3 separate regions of the Homo sapiens genome follow, and all the other regions are linked to region 1. The links are chromatin loops, found by intact Hi-C in ENCODE. Cell type or tissue: PC-3. All regions are shown on one strand. Links, peaks and the distances in the headings refer to the core of each region. The heading gives the core; the rest is flanking DNA.

What was found. Hi-C counts contacts between places; a loop is a spot of excess contacts. Peaks named below come from ENCODE experiments on the same cell type or tissue, not always from the same donor. Only the 100,000 strongest peaks of a DNase experiment are listed, where the experiment ranks them.
Region 2: it touches region 1 in a loop (3-fold over the local background); 1 of 110 quality-filtered maps calls a loop at or near these places.
Region 3: a loop joins it to region 1, with 10 times the contacts of the local background. A loop is called at or near these places in 1 of 110 quality-filtered maps.

Annotation. Positions count from the first base shown.
Region 1 is chr11:78,799,463-78,804,569 of GRCh38, reverse strand. All of the region lies in intron 15 of TENM4 (teneurin transmembrane protein 4), which reads left to right. Among named protein-coding and RNA genes, the nearest start is that of NARS2, 230 kb to the right of the region's middle. RefSeq lists an enhancer at 1,991-2,492. In PC-3, for the core only: a CTCF peak has its summit at 2,843; a DNase peak (open chromatin) is centred at 3,169; H3K4me3 peaks cover 491 bases; H3K27ac peaks cover 2,500 bases.
Region 2 is chr11:78,740,267-78,745,373 of GRCh38, reverse strand. All of the region lies in intron 19 of TENM4 (teneurin transmembrane protein 4), which reads left to right. Among named protein-coding and RNA genes, the nearest start is that of NARS2, 170 kb to the right of the region's middle. In PC-3, for the core only: a CTCF peak has its summit at 2,751; a DNase peak (open chromatin) is centred at 2,753; H3K27ac peaks cover 1,377 bases.
Region 3 is chr11:78,905,507-78,910,613 of GRCh38, reverse strand. The region is part of intron 6 of TENM4 (teneurin transmembrane protein 4); the gene reads left to right. Among named protein-coding and RNA genes, the nearest start is that of TENM4-AS1, 190 kb to the left of the region's middle. In PC-3, for the core only: no CTCF peak of the experiment used is centred there; a DNase peak (open chromatin) is centred at 2,803; H3K4me3 peaks cover 1,194 bases; H3K27ac peaks cover 2,500 bases.

The sequences.
Region 1 (5,107 bases), core at 1,637-4,136:
TTTACAGGTCCTTTCAAAGTGAAGATTAAATGGGAACATACGTGAGTCACCTAGCACAGTATAGGTATATAGTGGGTTATGGTCACGTCTCATCTCTCATTTAATCTGCACAAAAACCCTACAAGAAAGCTGTCAGCTATCCATGTTTTACCAATTTACATAATACTTTAAACAGCAAATACTTACTGAGCCCCTACAGTATACCAGGCACTCTTCTAATCAGAGAGGATGGAGACCAAAGAGCCCCTGCCTTCGTAGAGTGTGCATTCTGGGAAAGGGGAGGGGAACAACAACAACAAAATGGAGATAAGTGAACTGATAAAGAAGCTAAGGCTTGGAAAAATTTTAAGTGATCCTGCCCAGGGACAAAAAGCTAAAAAGTGATAGCATCTCCAGCTATGCTTTTTTACTCAAAATCATTTTCCTCGGCACTCCACGCTGTTTAAACAAAGTGAGTATCAGATTAGCTCATTATGTTGTGTATTAACAGTTCTGGTTGTGACCAAGAAAGATGGCTGAGACCTTTGGCAAAAATGAGATCCATGTAGCATTCATGCCTTTGGGATACTTTGAATTACCTTTCCCTGTTGAATAGAGAATTGATGTTCAATACACAGTCTAAATTGGACTTTTATCCTTGTTTGCAAAGCTCATGTAAAGGCATGATTGTAAGCACAGATGTGCAGGGTCTTAGGAATAATTCTTTTTATATAGCTCTGTTTATAGCGATATAATAAATGGTCCTCTTAAAGCTACGCTGGCTTGCATTGTTCATTATGTGGCCACAAAGCTAATTTATGATAGGTATATAACTGCGTCTTGCACTGTTAATCCCTGATGAAACCCCACAGCCTCTGAGGAGGTACGTATAACTTTGGATGAGATTACTAAGTATTCTTTAGTTAGCTCAGTAAACGGAAACAACCGAACTATTAGAAGGGACTTTGAATAGAATTATGAGATCTCCCTTTCCTCAGTCCTGGCTATACCACTCCCCGTAACTGGTGTCAAACACGTATCTGTCCTCATGTGCAAAGGCAAGAGAGAACCATGTGATGAGGAAAGTCCCTGAGTCAGACAGACCTGGGTTCAAATCTTTTTTTGGGGGTTTCAAATCTTGGCCCTGCTACTTACTAATTATAATTTTGGGCAAGTTACTTTACCCTTTGAAGCTATAAAATGGAGATAATGATAGTACCTACCTTCTGGAGTTATAGTGAGAATTATTTAAGAAAATGAAAGGCTGGGCACAGTGGCTCACGCCTGTAATCCCAGCACTTTGGGAGGCCGAGGTGGGTAGATCATGATGTCAAGGAGTTCAAGACCAGCCTGGCCAAGATGGTGAAACCCCGTCTCCACTAAAACTACAAAAATTAGCCGGGCGCAATGACAAGCATCTGTAATCCCAGCTACTCAGGAGGCTGAGGCGGAGAATCTCTTGAACCCGGATGGCAGAGGTTGCAGTGAGCTGAGATCGTGCCACTGTACTCCAGCCTGGGCAACAGAGTGAGACTCCATCTCAAAAAAAAAAAAAGAAAAGAAAAAAAGATTTGGCCCATTATATGAGCTCAATAGTTGTTAGCTGTTGTTATGATGATGATTAAAACACTCATTGGTAGAGCACTTGATATTAACAAAGACATTTGATTATAAGATGGAAGATGAAATCCCTTTCAGAAATATAGATTCTAATTTTTAAATCTCTATCCTATAAATGACTAGAAGGGTCTCATGATTGCCACAAGGCCAGGAATATAAAAGGCAGCTTTAAAAGTATTGTAATAGTGAAAACAATTGGCGTTTGTTGAGTGTCCCATAGCATACAAAGATGTTTCACATGGCAACACACACCCTGCGCAACAGCAGCCCTGTGAGGTTGGGATGACAGGTACGGTATTGCCCCTGTTCCTGTGATGAGGCTAGAGGAGTGGCCGTGACTTGCATGAGCCATGCTGGTGAGGGAGGAAGCTGGGAGTCAAGGCTTGGCCCCACGCTGGGGCAGCCTGCTTTCCAGCACTCTCCACAGGCCACGTTCCTCCTCAGCTGTCACTTCACCTCTGGAAGCTGGTTTGAAGGAGAATGAGGGCATTTCAACTGTTCTCTCTCCTCAGCCCCTGCTGTGCAGGAACTGCTGGCCTGGGTTCCACCCTGCTTCTGCCACATGTTAACCATGCGACCTTGGCAAGAAAGCTCACTTTTCTTGACTTCAGTTTCCTTATCTGAAAAATGGAGATAGTAATAGTACCTGCCTCAGCGGGTTATGTAATCATTAAAGTACATCGTTTTGGTATGCACGTAGAACAGTGTCCGTCATACAGTAAGCACTTAATGTCTTTCTACCACCTCCCTTCCAAGGGCACTTTCATTGAGTGAAAGCTGTTTTAAAGCTATTGAGTTTTTGCAGTGAAGCTATGCAAGGAATGCCTCGTTGCCTGGATTCACTAGAGCCAAGAAACTATCTTTCTGTTTAGGGAGTTAGCTACAGGGCAGCAGAACAGGCACTGGGCTTTTTGGGGGAAGAGTTGCTCCCCACTCGTTGAATGGCTTCATCATGTGGCTTAACCCTCTAACCCTTAATTTTCCCTTAGGTAAAATTACTTTATGGAATCACTGTGAGGATTAGGTGAGGAAATTTGGGCAAAGTAGTTCTTGTAGTATCTGGCACAGCTCACACCCTAGACAAACGGTAGCTCAAGTCATCTTGCTTATGCTGCTTGCTGCCTGGCATGGCAGAGCTGGCACAGACACTGCCCAGTCCCTCCCATCAGGAGCTGCAGGCCAAAGGACAAATCCCAAGTGATCCTTGCACCATCAGCATTGGTTCTGGGTTCTTGGGTTGGTAGAGATGGGCCCCTGCTGCCTGCTGCCTCCTAGGAGGGAACACTGTCTATTCCCTGAGATGAGTGTCTTGCTGTTTGGCACCAAGAACAGGATTTAATGAAAGCAGCTTAAATCAACATGCCCTGCACTCAACAACCAGCCCTGTATTGAAATGTGAGCTGACAAGTTCCTCAGCACTTTGGTTAGGTTTGTGGAAACAGTGAAGTCAGATTTTATACAAGTGTTTACTCAGTTCCCTGGCTTCCTGGCAACTTGGCTTCCAGTCTCGTCTCAGAAATTCCTCTTTCAGTCCAGCCTCATGCATGTGGTCTTCCTTCCTGATAAATCACACGACATAACTGTTGCAACAGATTCTTATGCCCCAGAAGAGCACAGGACATAGGCCCCAGTGGGACTTCACTTCCTGAGTCACTTGTGAGGATGATACTGATCATGGTGGTGGTAGTGATGGTGGGGGAGGTGGCTACTGCTGTTGCTGTTAAACAGATAGAAAAGAGTTGGAAGCGGGGAATGACTGGCCCTAAGTGACTCAGCTTACCTGAGGCAGTTTGAATTAAATCCAGGCCCTTTGTTCCCAAGTCCTCAGCTCTTGCCTCATGCCCCCTTTCTATCCAAAGAGGTGTTCATGTTGCCATTCTTATCTCTCTTTCTGACAAGCCACAGGATAGAGTAACAAAGAGCCATCCATTTCTTAGTATTTAGCATGTACCAGGCACTGAACTAAGTCCTTTACAACCTTATCTTAGCTAAGGTTCATAAGAACCCTGGGAAGGAAGTATTACTAGTATTACCATTTCCAGATAAGGAAACTGAAGCTCAGAAAGATTAAATTACATACTGGCATCCCTTTTCTCCCCCAACCCTCACCCGACTCATAAGTGGCGGAGTCCAGATTCAAACCACATCTGGCTCCAAGGTCTCTCCTAAACACTATGTTATATTGACTGATGTATTCTAATCAATCTCTCTCTCTCTCTCTCTCTCTCTCTCTCCCCTGTGAACTCTGTGAGGTCAGGGCCTATAAGTATCCCTAGCATAGGGACAAACATACATTAGGTTCTTGGTGATTATTGCATGAATGACTTAACCAGTGAATAGTCAAAGAAAGAAAAAGAGCCCCCTGGAAACACAGGGAAGAGAGGGGCTGCAGCCGAAAGCTCTGTCCAGGAAGATCCCAGCACACTACCCGACAGCGAACCTAATCCCTTCTCTCAGGACTCCACCTCCTCCCCACCTCCTCATAAACCCCTTCCCTCCCACTCCCCACACAGTGTGCTGGGCTAACACCAAATCTCTGTGCTCCTTGTCTGTCACTTCCCAGACCTAGATCATGTTAGTTTCATGCGCAGTGCCAGCCAGCCAGAAGCCCTCCTGGACAAGAGCTGGCATCATTTCACCTCCTTCAAGCCATCTTCCCTAGGGAGCAGGCCTGCTGGGCTGAATGCCTCATCAACTTTTGCATAAAGTGGGTACACTCAGCAGCACTGCTGAGCAGAACAACTCCTCCCATCTCCCCTTCCTTGTGCTTTAGTTGGCTTTTCACCCTCTTGGCTCAGAGCTGTCTCAGAAAAGGGAAAGAATTTAATCTCTTTGAGATGGTCCTTAGAATTGGAAAGGCTCACCTTTCTTTCAGAGCTTAATGGCTTCTAAAGATTTTAGCCTCTGTGGCATTTTCCATGGTACGCTTTCAAAAGCCATCCCTTAGACTCATCATTTGTCCCTGTTGGTTCTCCCTCAGGTCTTCCTTCCCCACCCTTACCCCCATAGCCTCTCTCCTCAGCCTCATAAATTTATTCCTCATTTCCACTGCTATATGAGCTCTCTCCAGTCTTGTCTCCCATAAATGACTTTTATTTGAGAGGGCCCTCTCCCTATATTTTATTCCTTAGGGTTGCTGGCTCACAGAAGCAATACATGGCAGAGATTTTGCCTGTAAAATGCTCATGCTGCGGGTTTATGATTCTTATCATTTGATTGCAATTGAGTTTTGTGGAATAACAGGTGGAGATGTTTTAGAGATTCAGTGGCACAGGTTTGGAGGTAACACGTGCAGTCAGCAAGAATTGCATGAAATTTGGAGTAGGACCAGGCTAGATTTTCAACACTAAGCTTAAGCATAGACTATGGCTAATGACACCTGCCTTGCAGGGTTGTTTTCCAAATCAGATTTCACATGTATATGGTGGCTGCATTCAGTAAGCAGTCAATAAATGAAGTAGTTTTATATAGTTTTAGAATGCATGATTAGATTTAAGTTATCCAAACA
Region 2 (5,107 bases), core at 1,755-4,254, 59 kb after region 1:
ACACCTTTAATCCCAGCTACTCAGGAGGCTGAGGCACAAGAATCGCTTGAACCCAGTAGGTGGAGGTTCCAGTGAGCCGAGATCACGCCACTGTACTCCAGCCTGGACAACAGAGTCAGACTTTGTCTCAAAAAAAAAAAAAAAAAGAAAAAGAAAAAAAAGAAAGAGGGACAGTGGACCCACACTGGTTTGTTGTGTATTATTGTGTATTATGATGTAATAGTATATTACATCATAATTGTTTGTATGCGTGTCTGTCTGTGTATCTGTATAAAATCTAGTGTTAACCAAACTTACTCATAAAATGGTAAAGTGGCTTTAAAGGTTTCTTGCAAGGTAAATACAAATGGAAGATAATACTAATAGTGCGAGTACAAGCAAACAAAATGGCAGAGCTGATACTTCTTCTACTCCTAATATTAAATACTTTCCTCAACCTCGCTATGAGGTTAGAAATGATTATTTTCATAAGACTGAACAAAAAGTTAACTAAGAGATTCAAAATGATCAACAATCTTAGCAGAGTTCACTTAAAGAGTCAAAATTATCAAGCAGGCTATTTGAAATATGAATACTCATCAAACCTTGCACCAAATGTATGTTACCCTTCCCAAGGTGAACCAGCGATGGTAGCACATGTGTGCGATTTATAAATGAATGCAAGTACATTGAAGGAGCCTGCTCAAAAATGTTTACAGAAAGGGCGTGCAATCAAAAATGGTTCCAGAACCCGGCTCTAATTATGTGAACCCTGAATTGTGAAGCCAAGACAAATTGGGATTCTCAATTATTTCAGTACGTGTCGGTCAGACTGCAAGTATCTTAAGAGGTGGAGTGACTCTCCCAAGTTCTCATGGCGAATCCTGCATTTGATTCAGTCCTGGCTCCCCACAAGTCTGCAAGAATGGGCAAGTCCATTCCCTGTCTGAACTTTATTTTCTCACCTTTACCAAAAGAAGTTTGAAAGAGGTGATCAGGAAGGGTTCTTCTGACTCGAATGTTTCATAATCAGGGGTTTCCCAAGAATACGTATATAGGCAGAAGATGTTGGGCTGGAAAAGCTGGTTCAAGAAACTGAGGTAGAGCGTCAGATGGAAAACTAGGAAGAGAGAGCTACAGATCAGCCTGGTGGCTGGGCTTGAAAGATGGTCTTGGGAGCTGCAGAGAGGACAATGTCAGGCTGTGACTGGAAACACCTTCAGTGGCAGTAATTTAACAGGCTCTGAAGTGAGGCTTCTCATTTGGGCCCAGGTAATGTTCTTACAAGACTTCAGGTAAATTGTAGTAGATGCTGGAAAGATCCCCATTCAATCAGCAGAAGTTAGCAGAAAACAGTTTAAGGATTTACACAAGTCAGGCAAAAAAACCTGTTTAAAATACACAATGCAAAGGAGTGATTTACATAATCAATAATGGCATAGACTAGCAAATACTTTAAAGGAGAGAAAGGCTAGATTTATCATTTGCCACCTAGATCCCAAATGATATTCCCGTCTCCTGAATACCAAAGTAGCTGCTTTCACTTAATAACAAAATAACACACACACAAAATAATAAAAGCTGCAGTTTTTCTCCCTTTGCCTTCCTTTATCTGCTTGTATAATATACATTGAATAATCAATCTAACTTTGTTTCTGGCATTCTTTTTCAAAGTTTTTCAGATCACAGGTGGTACAGATGAGGAGGGTATAGAATCAAAGGGTCAGGGCTAGGCTGAGGCAAGTGAGTCTTCCAGGGGAAGGTACCCAAGCCTTGAGGGAGAGTGCGGGCTGGCCTCTTGAAAGGGCACAACCCTTCCAGCCCTAGGTTCTCTAACCATATCCCTGTCAAGGTCAAGTAGCTCAAAGTTCTCTAACATCGCCCTCACCTTAAGTTACAGAAGCACATAAGCTCTTTATTCATTGCATAAATAATTTATCAAGAACTTACTCTGTGCCCTGCATTCGAATTCCAGAGCAAACACCTGTTTTGGAGGAGGTTTTCTTTTCCCCACTCAGAAATGACCATCAACCGTGATCAATGCTGGGAATATAGCAGTAAGGGACATGTGGTTGGTCCCTGTCTTCATGGAGCTCATGTTCTGCTGGGGAAAAGATTGTCCTGGCAGAGCAACAGCACTCAGAGTTCATGAGGAGTAGCCCAGAAGGAGCAGGAGTGGTGTATACTGCTTGGTGAATGCCCTAGGAGAGGTGGAAGTTTCCAGATAGAGGGAACAATTTAGTGATAAGTATAAGTATTGCATGAGCTCCATTAAGATTCTGAAGCCACGTGCAGTAGGGCTGCTTTAGCTGGATTGGGTAGTATGAGATTAAAACAGTTATAAATTCTTAAACATATGTTGAATTCTATTTTATACCAGGTTGGGAAAAACTTCAGCCTGCATTTGACAGATGAGAGAATGGAGGTTCAGAGAGGTCAGATGACTCCAAAATCATACAGTTAGTTCCCAGAGTCAGAACTGGGAACTATGACTCCCAGCCTAGTGCTCTTGCCACCACAGCCCTACAACTTTTCCCTGAGCAACAGTTGAGGTTGGCTTTTTATTTGCTTGATTTTGTTTTGGAGTGGTTTTGTCTCTCCAGCAGATTCTTCTGTTGATCCCAAACCTTGTCACTCTCTTCAGGAAGCAGTCAGGCAGATCTTTTCCCTTGTTGGCGTCGGCAAGGGCACCTCAGTCAGGCCCTGAGTGTGTGGTTGGACTCATGCCAGTATGTTTGACACCACCCTTGGCTTGGCACAAGCGCTCCCTCCTGGCAGAGTTCACCTAGCCTAACTGCTTGTTTTATATCCCAGCTGCCTGACATATGCCAAACCCAAGTGTTGACTCACTGGTGTCAGAGAAAACTACACGGGGGCATTTCACGTTGGCTTTAGTGAGCTCTAGCAAGTAAGTGGAGATCGTAATTCATACATTTCTGGAACTCAGCACCTAACACAGAGCCTGGCTCATAGTAGGCGCCTGATTTTTTGTGAAATTAAAGGAATTTTAGTGACTGCAGGTACATAACACAGTAGTAAGATTAAGGCCTCAGAAGTAAGAAGACCTAGCTTTAGTGTCAGCTCAGCCAAGTGAATTCATTTCTGGGTGACCTCGAGCAAGTCTTTTTCTCTCTTTCAGTTACTTGATTGTTTTTCACTTAACAAACACTCTGAGAGCAGCATCCCGTGCTTATCCTCTCTGGAGATGTGGTCCAGCCCTCCTCTGGCTCACACGTAAACATGTGAGATGGCTATATAATGCAAATGATATAAACATACGACCATCAAATACTAGAGAGATACTTATAAGGTGTATAAAAGCCCAAAGGAGGGGGTGATTCATTGTGTCAGGAAAAGTTGATGACAACCTTACTGAGGTGGTGACAGCTTAGATGAGACTCTAAGGACGAGTAGAAAATAACAGTCCAAAACTCCATTACACCAAGACAGTGACCATGAGGAAGCAAATCATGTCAAATAGAGGACTGGTAATAGAGGATCATATGAGCTAGCTGGGAAGCCAAGTCGGTGACAGTGATTTGCTCCCACGTTAATGGTTTTTCACTAAGGCAGTTAAGGCAGTCTTCCACTGCGGAGTTCTACGTTCAAAGCAGCAACTATTTCTTAGCCACATCTCCAGCCCTGAGCGAGTGCCCAACCCTCAGTGTAGGGTCAGTGTTCCAGTGGCATGCAGAAGCCAGCTTGAACCAGTTCGCAAGAACTGATTATTAAATGTTCAGAAATTCTGCAAGCTGGTTGTTAAACACAGCCATTATTAAAAATTAAATTATATAAAATTAAATAAGGTACATTAAAAACAAAGGTAATAAATACTCAAAACTTACTACTTTCTAATTATTTTGCCATGTTTGATGTTACGTTTGCTCTTGAGGTTACTCAGGACCATCGCGTCTCCACGGTGGCAGTACCGCATAATGGCATCCTCCTGTGTGTCTCTTCCCACCTCTGTGTTCAGTGGCATCTCATTGGTAGCTTGAAAACAGCCATGATGAGAGTATTTACACCACAGAAATGAGCAAACGCTGCAACTGAAGCTGGTTTTCTTTTTGTTTCTTTTTTTTTTCAAAAGTCGGTCATTAAACATTTGCCAGCACCCCACTGATAGTATCCATTAAATAAATGGATGCAGAAAGCAAGCATTGGGAAGCCCAGCACTCACATCTTTTCAAACCTCCCAGGACAAATGCATGTGGCACAAGACACAATTCAGAGGCCCCCACCAAGCTGACTTCCCATCTCCTTTGTTCCAGGGAAGGCTTTATGTTAATCTGGGCTTTCCAGACAAGTGAAAATCATGAAAACAGAACAGGGATGGAAGTGTTTTTCTCCAGGATTTAATTCCTGAGCCAAATGCCTGTGTTGGCAAGAGGCCTCTATGGCCTATCGGCGTCCAGGGAGTCAACCTAATCTTCCCCAGAATCCAAAAGCAATCCACGGGAGCCCAGGCTAAACTTGCATCTGCTCTGGCTTGCCAAGTTGGAGGCTACATGGTAGCCAAATGGTGCCGATTCAATGTTTCCCAATTATCAGGAAATCCCCAAAGAGAGATCAATCAGAGGAGGCTGGCCTGCATGTGTATTAGGGGCAGCAGCCAGGACAGCCCCAGAAAGGAAGCCATCCCCCCAGGACTGGTTTCTGTCCAGGCAGAATCCAGAGGCACATATGTCTGGAGAAGGCTGGCTGGTGGCCAGCGTCAGGAGATGAGATCTGTCAGTAATTCTCTGGAAGGACAGAGTTCCAGCAATACGAAATTCAATTGTCCTCCATTAAAGAAAACATCTCTCAGCACCAGCTGAATACAATCGGTGGAATAAATCTTCCCCATTAGCGGAGAGATAATTTCACATAAATACATTGGAAGACCTTCAGAGCAGAATTGAAAGTCTTTGCTGAGCCTCACCCGCTTAACTTGTTTGCCGTGTAATTGCATTTAGACCAAGGGCCTCGGAAGGAAACCACTGACTGAATTAGCATTAACCAGATTGTGTGGAGTGAGGTGAGGAGGGTGGGGTGGGGTGGGGAGTCTGGTGCATTGTGGGTAGTTGTTCTTGCCTTCAGAAAGGACAAGCTGACACTAGTGAGACCAGCTGCTTCACAAGCCTGGTGT
Region 3 (5,107 bases), core at 1,627-4,126, 110 kb before region 1:
ACATTTGACAAGTGAAGAAACTGAAACTCAGGTTAAATAAAGTGCTTGAGATTCTACAGCTTGAAGGAGGCAGAACTGAGACTGGAAGTCAGGCTATCAGATTCCGACTGCTGACTGTGTTGATAAAGAGCTTTCCGGCCTTCATAAATTGGTCGTGTAGGCCAAGATTCATTAGCTAAGCTCTCAGCACTGCTACATCACCATCCCATGTCAGTGGTAGTCGATGGCATTTTAATGGAAGCCAAATAACTCTTTCTGTTGGCATTCTCAGGCAGCTGGAGTTTTTGTTTTATGATAACTAAATACCATCATCTTTCATATCTGACAATCTTTAGGACCCAATTAATGACTGCAGTGTATGCTTGGGTCATCATTAGCTCCGTAGCAAGGAGACCTTCAGGCACCTGTCTGCCATTTGCAGGGCTGGATGTGGGCACTCAGCCTGGCACCCTTTCTTGGAGCCAGAGCTGTCCTTAGATCACAGGGCTATTGACATGATTGAGTTCCTTGCCTGAGCCAAAGCTCTGGAAGTTTATGGCTTTTTCTCATGAATGTGATCTTATAAAAGAATAGTGGTAGACTCCACTGGAATCTTTCCACGAGGGAGGCACCCTGCCATCAGTCTAGGGGGTTCTTATAGCCTGTCCCGGCCTGGTTCATCCTCCACGTGGCCACCAGAAATCTTCCTCACATACTAATGTGACCCCCCACCCTCTGGATAAAGGCCAAGGTCTTTAGCCTGGCACCTCCAGGAAGTGACCACCTGGGCCTGCCCCAGTGTCTCTACCTCACCCGCAGCCACTGTTTTCACATAGCCATTTCACTCTAGTTATAAAACTGTCCCCAGCTGGCCTTGCTTCTGAACCCTTGCACATGCATTATCTTCTGCCTAGAATGCCCCTCAGACATAGGTCTCATGTCACTTCTCAGAAACCTTTCCTGAGCCTGACAGTCAGTCTGGCAGCTGCCCTCCATACCTGTGGTGCTCCCTGGGGCTGTGGCGTATGCCGATAAGAATTATTGTGGTCGACACTTGGAAAGTGCTCAGTATGTGGCAGGCCTTGATGTAAGCACCTTACCTGCATTCACTCATTGAATGCACACAAAAAAGAATGTTTAACAGTAGGGTCTATGGAGGCAGACTGCCTGAGTTCAAATTCTGGCTCCACCAATTAAAGGTTTCGAAATCCTGGGCAAATTGCTTAGCCTTTATGTGTCAGTTTCCTCATTTACAAAACTGGGAGTAATAACAGTACCTTCTTTACAGAGCTGTTATAAGGATTAAATAATCAAAGTACTTAGAAAGTATCCGGCAAGTAGTAAATACTCAGTAAATGTTAACTAATGTATGCGATGATGATGCTGATGTGTAATTTTATCATCACCAGTTTGTGTAGTATATATCTGTTTGTATATCCATTTTCTTTACTAGACTATGAGCATCTCAAAGTCAAGGACCATATTTGTTTTATTTCTCAATCTCTATGTATTCAACCTACGGTAGTCCATATTCTTTCTCTTCCTTTTATTGCCATTACTATTATATATACATTTTATAGATGAATGACTAGAGGCTCATAGAGGTGAATGTAGCCAGTAGGAGACAGAATTAAGGTCTAGGTCTGTGAGATCCCCGAGCTCTGCTCTTGTATCTTTGCCAGCTGTCCTCCCAACCACTGACTACTTGTCAAGGATGAGGCTTATCCCCATCTTTTAATCCATCAAGTCCCTGCATACAACAAGGGGCTGTTTAATATTCCTGGCTGATTAACACTAGGGCCTTCTCCTTATGGCACACCTTCAACCCAGGGCAGAGAGGTATGGATTTGGGTAGCAGCCCCTGCCTGGTTTGCTCTGAGATGCTAGTCTAATGCAGAAAGGAGCTTTCATCTTTGAATACATGGTGAGCCCATGTGTCTGGTTTTATTCTGAGTGTCAGGGCTACAGCCATTCTCATCAGTTTCTGAACTGCAAGTTCAGCTACAGGCACCCTCCTGCGACTAGAGCTCCTAGGAGCCAGCAGGTTGTCCAGAGTGGGATTCAGTGTAATAAAATAGTATCACACTTCTGTTAGATATGTTCTGCTCTTTTTCTCTCAAGGTTTTTTGCTTTGGAACCCCTGTTGTAAACGCTGAAGAGTGATCACCATGGTGATGATTCAGGGCTTTGCGATTTATTCATTCAACATGACTTTATTGTAATTGTGGAATTAATAGTTACCATTTTTCAGAATTCCTATATTCCAAGCATGGTGCTAAGTACTCACATACATTATCTCTTTTAATTCTCATAACAATCCTATAAGGTGGGCGTTATTTCCATTTAGTGATAAGAAAACTAAAGCTCCAGAGAAAGTAAGTGACTTGATGACAGTCACACAGCTTCTAAGTGGCAGAGCCAAAACTTGAACTCAGGGCTCTCTGACACCAAAGCCGAGTCTCTTTCTCTTACATACGGCTCTGCCCAGCATTGTAAAGGAGCCTCACTATGATCTTGGTTCAGGGAGGTGCAGCCAGGAGGTTTCGGTGTTCAGGATTTCTGTGCATCTAAAATGAAAACTGCCTAACGTGTTGGAGGACACTAGTAACTGCAAATATATTTAAGAACTTGTAGGAAGCAAAGAAACTTCCTGGAAAACCAGGCTTGCAAAACTCAGGTAAGCAAGTGACCTTTACTGGCAGTGGTGTGCACAAATAGCAGTAAAATGACTCACATTTGGGCTTGATTCACAGATATACTTGGTAGCTATATCTGTAAGAAGAGGGTATAAATTGGAATTTCCATCACAGCTTTGCAAGTGTACCAATGTGTACTCCCAGGTAGCGTGAGAGAAGCAACTGCTTGTGCAGGCAAAAAGCCCAACTACCTGAGTTGTTGTTCTTTCCCCGACATTCTGTAAATATTTACTGAGGGCCTACCATGCATCAGGCACAGCTCTGTGCGGACGCTGGGGATATGGAAAGAAATGACACATGGGTCTTTCCCTCAGGGCTTAGTAGGAGTTGATGGTACCCATGGCTCTTCATCCTCCAGAAAGTGGTGAAGTAGGAAAGTGTGCCCTTTCACACACACACTGACCAAGGACCGAAGAGAAGTGAGTTGTTGCAGGTCACCCAGCCAGTAAATAGAAACTATAAGAGAGTTCTCTCTTAGGCCATGTTTATCTTGTTCACTGTTTTATTCCCAATACCTAGTGTACAATACTTGGCACAGAATAGGCATTCAATAAATGCTGAATGGGTGAACTGATTCTGAGATTCCCTCCAAAGACGAGGGTGCATATTTGTCGGGGGATAAAAGAAGTCTCCTCTGTAGCCTCTCACCTCTGTCTTCCCTCCTGGCCATAGGAGCAAAAAAAAAAAAAAAAAAGGAGTCCATTCAGACCAGAGGAAACATTTGCTCTTTGGGAAGTTAATGTTTCTTTCTGGGGTTTGTGAGTGAGGTTTCCATTGCTGAGCTCCCAAATACAGAGCTTTTCCTTTGGGAACCCAGGAAACATCAAGGTCCCCTTTCTTAACATTCTCAAGCTAGAAAGGGTGAGGGAAGGGAAATAAAGGGCCTAGCTCAAGCCTCTGCAACTCTGGCTCCAGGCAAATAAGTGAAGGCCTGCATAGACCCATGGTCTAGCAGGCCCAGAGTGGTCTACTATGATTTTTTGCACACAAATTGCCCCACATGAACCTCACTTGCTTGCACTGACAGCTCAGGCCATTCACATGGCTATTCATTCAATAAACTTAATTGAGCATCTGCTCAGTTCTAGGCTCTGTGTTCACCCAGCACAGAGAAGAGAAGATAGGGACTTTCACACCTCCCAGAGGAGGCAACATGTGGACATCAGTATGCATGCTCTTGGGGAGGAAATGAAAATGAGAGGTCTGGGTTGCCTGCTGTCAGCATTCAAGAGGAAAAGGACAGATCAAGGAAGTCTTTCTGGACGGGGAGGCAGTTGAGCTGAGAGCTCAAAAGATAGAAAGGATTTGGCCCAGAACATTCCTTGTCCCCATAGAAAACATTCCTTGTCCCCATAGGAGAATTTCCTTTTAGAAGTTAGTTTTTAGACCTGGACCAGTGATCTTACTTAAAATTTCATCATTGCAGGACTTTTGACAGTTCTCCTGAACATTTATCAAGCCAGAGCCTGGTGTCCCCATTAGTCACAAAGCAAATGTCTGTAGGCTTGCCTGCCTCAGACATCAGATGCTACTGTCTTCACTGAGGACCTTTTTCCTGCATTTAGCCATGGACAGACATTCCAGGAGGTGTTTAAGTTTTATGCAAAGGCACCATGGTTTGGTAGACTGAATTTGGCTTTTGTGTTTATGAGAACTGACTAGTTTTGTAAGCCTCAGCGTCCTCATCTGTAAAATGGGAATACAAATACTGCCCCCGAAGGGTTGTTGTGAGCATTAGAAACGTTAAGGGTTTGAAAGCACACATTACAGATGCTCCAATACATAGCAGAAACTATATCAATTAAGTAAAATGCCATGAGGTTGACTCCTAGGACCAGAGCAGGAGCAAGGACTGGGTCACACTTCTCTGCTGGCCTCTTGATAACCATTGGACAGTAGTGGTTCAGCCACTGCCTCCCACTGCTCTGGTGAACTACTGCCAGCAGCCTGAAAGGCCAAGGCTGGGAAGAACATTCAGTCAGCCCAAGAGGCTGCTTCTGCTGCTGGCTTCTGTCCCAGGCTCTGTCTGTCTCCACCGAAGTGCCACCTGAGGACAGCTGGACAAAACAAATGACCCTGCACATTCTCACCTTCTTTCTCGTCCAATACTCCCTGTTCTCTGAGTGGGACACCACTCTGCCTGGACAAGTTGTATTCGCCTGCCAGGTTCTCTCCCTTCCCAGCAAGGAACATCCTTGCTAGTTCCCTTCTGGTCCAGCACTACAGAACTGCATATCTTCAGGGAGTACCATTCACATTCTGTCACCTTCCTGGGGACCCTCCTTGTGGGAGTTGAGGTTTTGGCCATTCAGATGGTCTCAGTACATCTCCTGGCCTCGGAGGAAAAATGTGGCTGGAGTGGAGGATGCATGATGGAGCTGATGGGAGAAGAGGCTGGAAGACATGGATCGGATTCCGGAGGGTTTTGTATT